Regions from separate parts of the Homo sapiens genome. Here region 2 is linked to region 1. The links are chromatin contacts, found by Hi-C or POLR2A ChIA-PET in ENCODE. All regions are on one chromosome and are shown on one strand. Each heading gives the region's core, a stretch centred on a gene start or an enhancer-like site at or near the end of the contact. The rest is flanking DNA. Distances are from core to core; before and after follow the strand shown. Region 1 overlaps LOC124901595 (a long non-coding RNA gene). Region 2 overlaps LOC107986772 (a long non-coding RNA gene).

What was found. A loop is a pair of places that touch in the nucleus more often than their neighbours do. ChIA-PET counts read pairs that join two places held with the same protein, here RNA polymerase II (POLR2A). Pooled maps may share reads with other maps.
Region 2: a pooled map shows a loop between it and region 1 (4-fold over the local background). The contact joins two enhancer-like sites. A Hi-C loop is called at or near these places in 1 of 50 pooled maps. POLR2A ChIA-PET finds 5 or more read pairs at or near these places in 2 of 52 experiments (GM12878 and activated CD4-positive, alpha-beta T cell).

Annotation. Positions count from the first base shown.
Region 1 is chr7:17,039,034-17,043,724 of GRCh38, forward strand. LOC124901595 (a long non-coding RNA gene) reads right to left here. Exons shown (of 4, transcript XR_007060239.1): 1 at 1-4,691. Among named protein-coding and RNA genes, the nearest start is that of AGR3, 160 kb to the left of the region's middle. Within about 2 kb of position 2,443, at least 5 of the 41 ENCODE cell types and tissues checked have a DNase peak (open chromatin) inside an H3K27ac peak, as active enhancers do.
Region 2 is chr7:17,204,894-17,209,584 of GRCh38, forward strand. All of the region lies in intron 2 of LOC107986772 (a long non-coding RNA gene), which reads left to right. All of the region lies in intron 6 of LOC101927609 (a long non-coding RNA gene), which reads right to left. Among named protein-coding and RNA genes, the nearest start is that of AHR, 91 kb to the right of the region's middle. Within about 2 kb of position 1,543, at least 2 of the 41 ENCODE cell types and tissues checked have a DNase peak (open chromatin) inside an H3K27ac peak, as active enhancers do.

The DNA.
Region 1 (4,691 bases), core at 1,193-3,692:
GGTCCCATGAGGGAACATAAACATCATAGAACGTACCAGTTTAGGAGAAGACAGAATTAGAAAGCAAGAACCAAGAAACATCAGAAACAACCAGAGTGAGAGAATTCTCTCAGTCAAACCAGTTTCTCTACTTCTCTGTGAAGAGTTTAAAAGTTAATATCATGACTCCACTAATCTTAATTTTTTGTATACATATTTGTATCTACATAAAAAATACAAGAAAAATTATCCAGCTCTCAATCTATATTGCAACTCCTGCTTTTTGTTGCCTTTATATATGACTCTAAATTAAAGAACTCCTTTCAAATACACTCAGATATTTGGGTCAGGAGGACCTCTATTCATCATTATAGGCAAAATTTGGTTGTCCCTAGCAACCAGGTAAAAAATGGTACTCATAATGGAGTATTGCTAGAGGGAGGCTTGGTCAGCTTGGCTAGACATTCCTAGATATCACACTATGGCTAGCTAACACCAGAAAATACTTGGATCATTAGTATTTATGAGCCTGAGCCGCTCAACTTTTAAGAATAAATAAAGCTTCCTGCGTCTCTGTTGGAGAGCATTCTCTGACCATGGAAATGTGGTAGGTCCAAGAAGTGCAGACCAGGAATCTGGGAAAATCAGAATCTTAGGAGTGACCCTCACCAGTGAGGGATGAGATCTGGTGGATAAACACTCCAGCTTTCTTGCCATTGCTGGTACAGTACTGAAGAATGTTCTGTACAGCTTCTTAGAGAATCTCAGTGAGACTGAGCCTACATTCCCATAGTGGTAATTTGCTGATTAACAATATAAATATTAGCTATATTCACTTCCTTCCTTCTTTGTTTTACTTCCTTATTCTTTCACTGTTCTTCCTGGGATCACTGCCTAGATAAACCATTTGCATTTGGATTATTGTCTCAGAGTCTGCTAACCCAAACTAAGAAAACCACCTGATTTTTTCTACCTAATATACAGAAATATACTTAACTTATCCAAGTTAAAATAGATTTTTTAAAAAAATTTTTGGGCACATAGTAGGTATATATATTTATGGGGTACCTGAGATGTTTTGATAACAGGCATGCAATGTGAAATAAAGTAGATTTTAAGAGATTGTGTAAAGAGTTCTTGTCATGTTTTGTCTCTAGTGAGACTAGTATTTTGGGGAGTGTAATGGAATTGGGGAAAATATCTTGGAAAGATGTGGCAGTTATAGGACTTGATGGCTATTGACCAGGAGAATCTAATTTTCAACAACATTCCAAGGTGGGCACACCTATGGCACTTACTGTATGCTGGTGCTGTACTGTGTTCTTGCTGTGTGTATGGTAGTGTGTGAGTGTGTGTGTGTGTGTTTGTCTGTGTGATATGATGATGTGCTATGTTTGGACTATGTTTCTGGTCCAGAAAATTTGAGAAAAGTTTAGCACAATGAAGCCAGGAAAGTTTTATCACGCAGGTGACATCAAAATGTGCCTCTTAATGTTTATATTACACACAGTAAGCATTTAGATCACACTTTAAAGTTCACGTTGAAATTGAGGCCAGAATATTTGAGATTAAAATTCATAAGACCTTCCTCTTCTAAGATGTATATTCTTATGTGTTCATCTTCAAAGGAGACCCTATAATTTTACTTCAAACAAATACAGTGATTTAACTTAAAAAGCTGGGATAACGAGTGGTTAATAGGTTTTAGGAATTGTTTAAATATTTTTTATTGTGAATCCGTGTGCTTTAGAAACGTTTGCTCCAAGAACTCTTTCCTTAAAGAGAAGAGGAAAGCATTTGGAAAGCATTTAGGTGGTCTGAAGGACTTCTGGTAATAGTTACTGATACAGGTTGAAGCCGTATTTCCAAGCAAACTATTATAACGATTTGGCAATTGACCAGAAGATAAGAAACCTCTGGTTCATTCTAATTCTTCTATTTCCTGGAATTTCAAGACTCATTCCTTCTAATTCCACTCCAGGAAGTAGAATGATATTTTTAAAACTATCAATAATCCAAATTACCATGAAGAATCCCATTTTTAAAAGCAATTCCTTTCTCTAAACTAAGGAATCTGTTTCTTCATTTTTTTTTTCACTAAAATAAATTTTGGTCATTCCTTCTGATTTCACTGTTAAAGAACTAGCTATGAAATTTGCACAATTTCATACAAAATAAATTTAACAGCAGTAACATAAAAAAGTTATTTTTCCTACCTACATAAACAATTGTAGTTATATTCTTACATGATGTTGATCATAAGAGATAAGAACTAAAAAAAACCAAAACTAACTGGAACAAAAGATTTGATTAGAAATGACAGTTGTTTGAGGGTTTATTTTTGTAGGACAAAAGCTAGCATTTAATTGTTTATTTTACAGTTAGGGAGTTTACATTATGGAGGTATTCATATCTCCATTTCTTTCGTTGTGCTGTGACACACTTCCTGAATATTTCAAACCACTTTGTTTTGCAAGACTACTTTGCATTCTGAAGAGGTTTCCTGCTTAATTTAGTTCCGTCAACTGATTGCCATGGAAACTCTTGATATCCTTTCCTCTTCCTGGAATGAGACACTGGCTCTGTTTCAAATAGATCTTTTGGCACAGAAATAGAGTATGTTTCATAGAGCAAAATGTGCTGTCAATAAAAGAGGGTCCTTCAGAGGGATCTACTGAATGGACAGGAGCCACAAATACACACATCACTACTGAACAGAAAGGTAGTTGAACAATTAAAACCAGGTAGCAGCATAGTTCAAATCAAAACAAAGTGATGCCTAACCGACTTTTTAATTTTATTCACAAGTAAGTTGAAATCAATGCTTTACTGCATGCCAACTGAGCAAAATCAAAACAGAACAACCAATGATATATTACCCTAAAATTTTATGAGACTGAATCAATCTGAATTTCTCAAGGGCATCTCAAAGCAGATTAAATTGGTGAATGTGAACAGTTGTGCTGGAAAAATAATTTCTATAATTAACTATAACACAAAGATCTACCATTTTTCTTGCCATGGATTTTATTTTAAAAGTACATTTCTCAAGCAATAGTGACTGTAATAAATACATTGGGTCATCCTATTAAGCCCTCCACTTTGAAATGAGGATCATATTCTGGGTTTATTCTACTTATATTTAACAATTTTTAAATATGGAATTTGGAAAGTTAGAGCCAGTTACAATCATGAAAAAGAGAAGAATGATTATGTTTACAGTGTATTTACTACTTTACTTTGTGTATGGATCGCTGAGAAAAAAACTTCAATTGCATGACTATATATGCATGTGTGTTTACAACTGTTGTGGATGACCGTGTGTGTGTTTATGTATTGCATACAGACAGGTAGTTGTCAAAAGTACAGATTAATAGAAAAAGAAGTAGGTGTATATTGGGAGAAAGAGGAAATTCCTTTCTGATGACTCTCTGTAAATTCAAATATATGATAGCATCTTTAAAGTTAGAGTATCATGTGTTAATCTGTTATTTTTCATAATATTCAGGTTTTGCATATCCTTTGGAAAAAATGAGTGGAAGACAGCTATCTCCACCCAAACTTGTAGAGAGCTGTTTTCCTAAGACATTAAAAGTGAGAAGAGGCAAAATTTTGCTTCCTTGTAAACCTTGAATTTAGCAGCAGACACATAATGGTTTCTTTTGATGGCTTGAAGTTTGTCTATATAAAAATCATTGGTTATGATTTTGTTTTTTCTGATTGAGGTGGTAGGCACACATTATTTACTTTTCCCACAGTCAATTTACATCAAGAAAATATGTTGCCCTACAAAGTTTATTTACAATGAAAATTCACGTGCATGGAGAGTACTTCCTAAAAGGAATGCATATTTAGCAAATCTGGAAAAAATAATAAAATAATTGTATAAATTCTAAATATTATAGGTAAGAGATTTTAAAACTCAGTTTATTATTTTTTGGGTCCACTTTGATTATCTAAATTAGAAAAGTATATGGTACCTTCAAATTAGCTACAGCCTTAGCTGATTTGTCAAAATGTATTATAGCAACTCTGTTTTAATATCTCACCATGACAAAGCAGTAAAGCTCTGGTTATCACAGTATATTGCTCACTTTCAGTGTGATTTACTCTTAGCAGTCTGTGCATAAATGAAGCATAGTTTCACAATGTCTGCTTTTTGTTGTTGTTGTTGTTAAAACAAATGCCTTAGTGTCTGTTACACTCATATCTCTTCCTGGACTAGTTTCTCCAAATACATTTTTTTTTTAATCCTGCACGGACAATTGGAGTGCATACTGAAGACTGCATGATGGAAATCTCTGACCTAATTCTGCAGTCATGAGAGGTTTGGAGAGCAGTGATTAAGATCTAAACATGGACATACATGTTTCAGTGAAGTATCTTAACTTTATCAGCCCCTTAACCAAAGTCGAGTTATTTTTATTTGCTTTCTTTTTTGGATCTTTGCAGATGCTAACATCTTTCTTTCTCTTTCTCTTTCTTTCTTTCTTTCTTTTTCTTTCTTTCTTTCTTTCCTTCCTTCCTTCCTTCCTTCCTTCCTTCCTTCCTTCCTTCCTTCCTTCCTTCCTTCCTTCCTTCTTTCCTTCTTTCTTGATTTCTGAATGTGACAGAGAGTTCTGAGGAGGTGGGGAGCTTTCCTATGACCCATTTTCATTCTTTGAACCTAATTTAGCAACTTGTGTATACATTATTGTCTGTGTTTGTAAAAT
Region 2 (4,691 bases), core at 293-2,792, 160 kb after region 1:
GCATTTGGCTTCCCCAATGTTTTCACTTGGTAGGTAGCTAGTAGAATGAGAAGCTGGGAAATTATAGCTACAGTCAGTCATTCCTTGGTATATGTGGGGGATTGGTTCTAGGGCACCTGGAGTATACCCAAATCTGTGTACACTCAAGCCCTGCAGCTGGCCCTTTGGAACCCACATATAAGAAAAGGCAGCCCTTGATATATGCAAGTTTTGCATCCCAAGAATACCAAATTTTTGATCCCCATTTAGTTGAAAATATGTGCGTATAAGTAGACCCTCGCAGTTCAAACCCATATTTTTCAAGGGTCAACTGTACTTTAATCTCCATGTTCATCAGCCAAATATACCATGCAATTGCAAAATTCCAAAATCAGTATTTCCTCCTGGGGAATTTCCTTAACATTTACTCTCATTCTTGTTGCCTAGATAAAACAAAACTATGAAGAATCTTAGAGAATCCTGTCTGGATAAAACACAATTAGATAATTTCAGATTGCATTTGAGTAATGATTAGACATTCTTTTCATTGCATAGTATTTTAATGTCTTTTATTGCTTCCATGGAAAATGTTATTTATATATGATTTTCCATATAGGCATATTCAGTGCTTTCTTAAATCAGCCATAAAAGTGAAACAGCCAGATAATTAAACACAAAGAACGATAGATGTTTGGATGGTTCTTAAATATCATATTTTAAATTTCATACATTTGTGATCAGTGTGATGATACTTTAAGGTCAATAAGAAACCATTTTCTGCTGGGTTTGGTGGTGCGTGCCTATAGTCTCAACCACTCAGTAGGCTGAAGTGGGAGGATTGCTCGAGACTATTTCTGGGCTGCAGTGATCTATGCCAATTGGGTGTCTGCATTAAGTTTTGCCTCTATATGATGACCTTCTGAGAGCTGGGTACTGGCCCAGTTTGGAGACGGAACTGGTCTAAACTCCTGTGCTGATTCATTGGTGCCATAGTGGCTGTGAATACTGAATTGCCACTGCCCCCCAGCCTGGGTAACATAGCAAGATGCCATCTCTGAAAATTATTTTTTTCTCAGAAAGAGAATACATTTCCCAGCCTTATCTGCTGCCTACCTCGTGCTGATCAGTAGTGCCATGGTCGCTGTGAAGAGTGAATTGCCACTGATCCGCAGACTGGGTAACATAGAAAGATGCCATCTCTGAAAATTATTTTTTTCTCAGAAAGAGAATATATTTCCCAGCCTTATCTGCTGTCTACTTCCTCAATTCTTCCCCCTCTCATGACAGCTGACAGCAAAGGCCCATGATTTAGGATCCTCTAAAATCCCACCTGGGAAATGACTTCTTGCTGACAGGAAATTTTCAGAGCTAAAATCATGTACAAAAAGCAATGGTTACTTTTTAGAATAATAGCTAAAATATAAAATACAGTAGAATCACTTTCATTGATTAATTTTTTGTTTGTTAGTTATTCACTCAACCTACAGCAATGACATAGCCAGAAACTCCCTGTTCTTAATGACGTAGTGGGTTCTCTGCCTGACAAAGGGCACCACTGTGCTTCAGGGCGCGGCTGCTGAATTCCTCTGGCTTTGGGTTCAAATTTCTGCTCTATTGTTTACTAGGTACATAACCTTGGGCAATTCACTTCACTTTTCTGTCTCCATTTTCTCTTTTGTAAACAGTGAATAATTCAGTAACTACTCAGGTTGCTGAAGCATTGAATGATATAGGCACATCAAGTGTTAGCATGGTGCCTCATATATGGTGGTTAATTATTACAAGTAAGATAATAACACTTGGTTACTGTACTTACTAGTGCTACTCTTTGACCACCTTGGGGGGAAAGAAAACCACTAAGATAATCCCCCTTATCATGAGCACTTCCTCTGTTGAAAAACTCAGTAGAATTCATCACAAAGAGGCCAGGATCAGATAAGAGGCCAGTCATAGTCTAGTCTTTGGCCACCTCTGAACTCCTCTGAACTCCCTTGAGCATGATATTTGCTGTACAGCCCTACACAGCAACCCTGGTAAACTGCGAATTTGTGGCAAAAAAAAAACCCAAAAAACAAAAAACATAGCATAACATTGTTGGCACAAATGTTTACATGTTGCCTTATCAAAATGTTGCCACCTGTAGGTCTTTAACGTTATTTTGAAAAATAACACTTTTAAATTTTTAGAGAAAATATCTGAAATGGCAGATTCAGCGTCATTCATGATCAATTTTAGTATTAGTGCATAGGGGAGCCCTGAGACTATTTTCCTCAATAGTTGAGTTTCCTCCATCATAGGTATGACTAAGGGAATAGAAAGATGAGAATTACTAGAAATTTAAAGGAGCGTTGTCAGTGAAAGTTATATAAATTGAATAAAAAATAGAGTGATATTAGTGATTCACCATTTAGATGGACTTTTTCTGCCAATTTAGGTCTTCCTTGCTATCCTGCCTCCACATTCCCTAATCCTAATACATGTTTGCTCATGCCTTTTGTGCTGTTGCCATAATAAGCAGCCCAACCCCAGCCCTTATCTGCAGGAAGGAAACTGGGGGTAGCAATAGCTGAACAAGAACCAAGTTGAACACAGCTATGAGCAACACAGATAAGCACAGGGACATGTCCCATATGCAGGATGGACTACATAATATGTGGGGCCCAGTGTAACATAAAAATGTGAGGCCCCTTATTAAAAAATGTTTTAGAACTTCGAGATGGTGACAGCCAATCATTAAATGAAGGATCAGGCTCTTTTAAGTATGGAACCCTGTGAAGATGCACAGGTTGGATGCCCATGCAGCTGGTCCTAGACATTTTTCCTTCCCTGTTACTGCTAGTCTTATCTGTACAGGAATGGCCTCTGGTGGTCCAGCCTTTTACCATGTCCATGGAAGTTTACCTTATTGTAAAACCAAGTAAGTATTCAGGTTTTAATGCCAGATACATGATCTAGCTAATGGTTTAGGATTAAATGATTCTTCTTTTCTAAAGCCTCAGAGACACACCTTTTAATCAACTGTCACCCCCGCATTGTCTGAAAACTAGACGTAGTGTATAACATATGAATGTATACAAAAGAAGAACCCTCAGGAGTTAATTCTCAGCATGCAATGGAAAATATAAATGGAAATACCATTGTAAGGCAAAAAAATTCAACAAGGGAACCATGAACTTCAGGTATATTATTTTAATTTGAATCAGTTATCTTAAAGACCCTATGAATATTTAAGCATTGTTTTTTTAAAGGCTACCGTACAGTGAGTTATACAAGTAAAACTGGAAAACTCTTGACATTCTTAATATTTGTGAGTTGCATGCCCCTCTGACAACCTGATGAAAGTCATAAAACTCATCCAGGTAAATATATGTTCCCATAAACACACACACACACACACACACACACACACACACGTGCTTCCCAAGCACCTTGAGATCTGTTCAGGAACTTGAGGCTAAACAAATCCTTGCTCTGAAACAAAGCTTCTGTTGCTGATCCTGAAGGACTCAAAGGGAGCTATTTTAAAACAGAAATAAAGATATAGATTTTATCTTATGGCTAAATGAAGTTAAATAAACAAGTTGGGGTCAGGTCATAAAGGATCATGCTAATGCTTTCTTTTCTTTTTTAGACGGAGTCTCACTCTGTCGCCCAGGCTGGAGTGCAGTGGCGCGATCTCGGCTCACTGCAAGCTCCGCCTCCTGGGTTCACGCCATTCTCCTGACTCAGCCTCCCGAGTAGCTGGGACTACAGGCGCCCGCCACCACGCCCGGCTAATTTTTTGTATTTTTAGTAGAGACGGGGTTTCACCGTGTTAGCCAGGATGGTCTCGATCTCCTGACCTCGTGATCTGCCCGTCTCGGCCTCCCAAATGCTGGGATTACAGGCGTGAGCCACCGCGACTGGCCAATGCTTTCTTAAAACATGTTTTGTGCAGAAGAATTTTAAATACAGACATCTCATTACACACCTAACTACGTCAGTATTCAGCTCTTAAAAATAAATGTATTTTCCTGCATAGCCAAAAGAATGATTTTTAATATCTAGCAAAATAAATAATTTCTTAATTTCATTTTAGACCCAGCCAAAATAAAATTTCTCCATTTTTTTCCTGTTTTGTCCAAAATCAAGATGCAATCTAGGATCATGCATTGCATCTAGCTATTATACCCCTTAAGCTGCATTTAGTCTAGAACAATCAAGATTGGTTTCACATAATTTATTGGAGAGAGCAGATCTCTGAATTTATCTGATGGCTTCTAAGTGTGTTTTAAATCTAACTCTCTCTTTTTTTTAATTAATTGGAAGTTCAATCTAACAGCTTGAACAAATTAGCTATTTGTCTAAGTATACTCATAGCTATTTGGGGCTAGAATGCATCGCACCTGATGCTGTGGTTAACTGCACTACAATAAGGACAGAGTCTGTCCCCTGTCCCACCACTACAACTGCTGACACTGGACACCGAAACTACAGAGCCACAGTCTGAGCCCTCCACTATGCTGTTCTATTTTTCCCTTATGATCAAAAAGTAAACTGTGTAGTACAACTATAGCATTGTATAGAGCTTCAATTCTCCTTCAACCATTTACCATGTCGTTTTAATTCTAAATGAGAATCTATGAATGAATCAATTACTGCAAAAGTGTGATTTTTTTCTAATTCTACATTCCTTCTATGTTAACTAGATGTTCTCTCATTACTTGGGGATA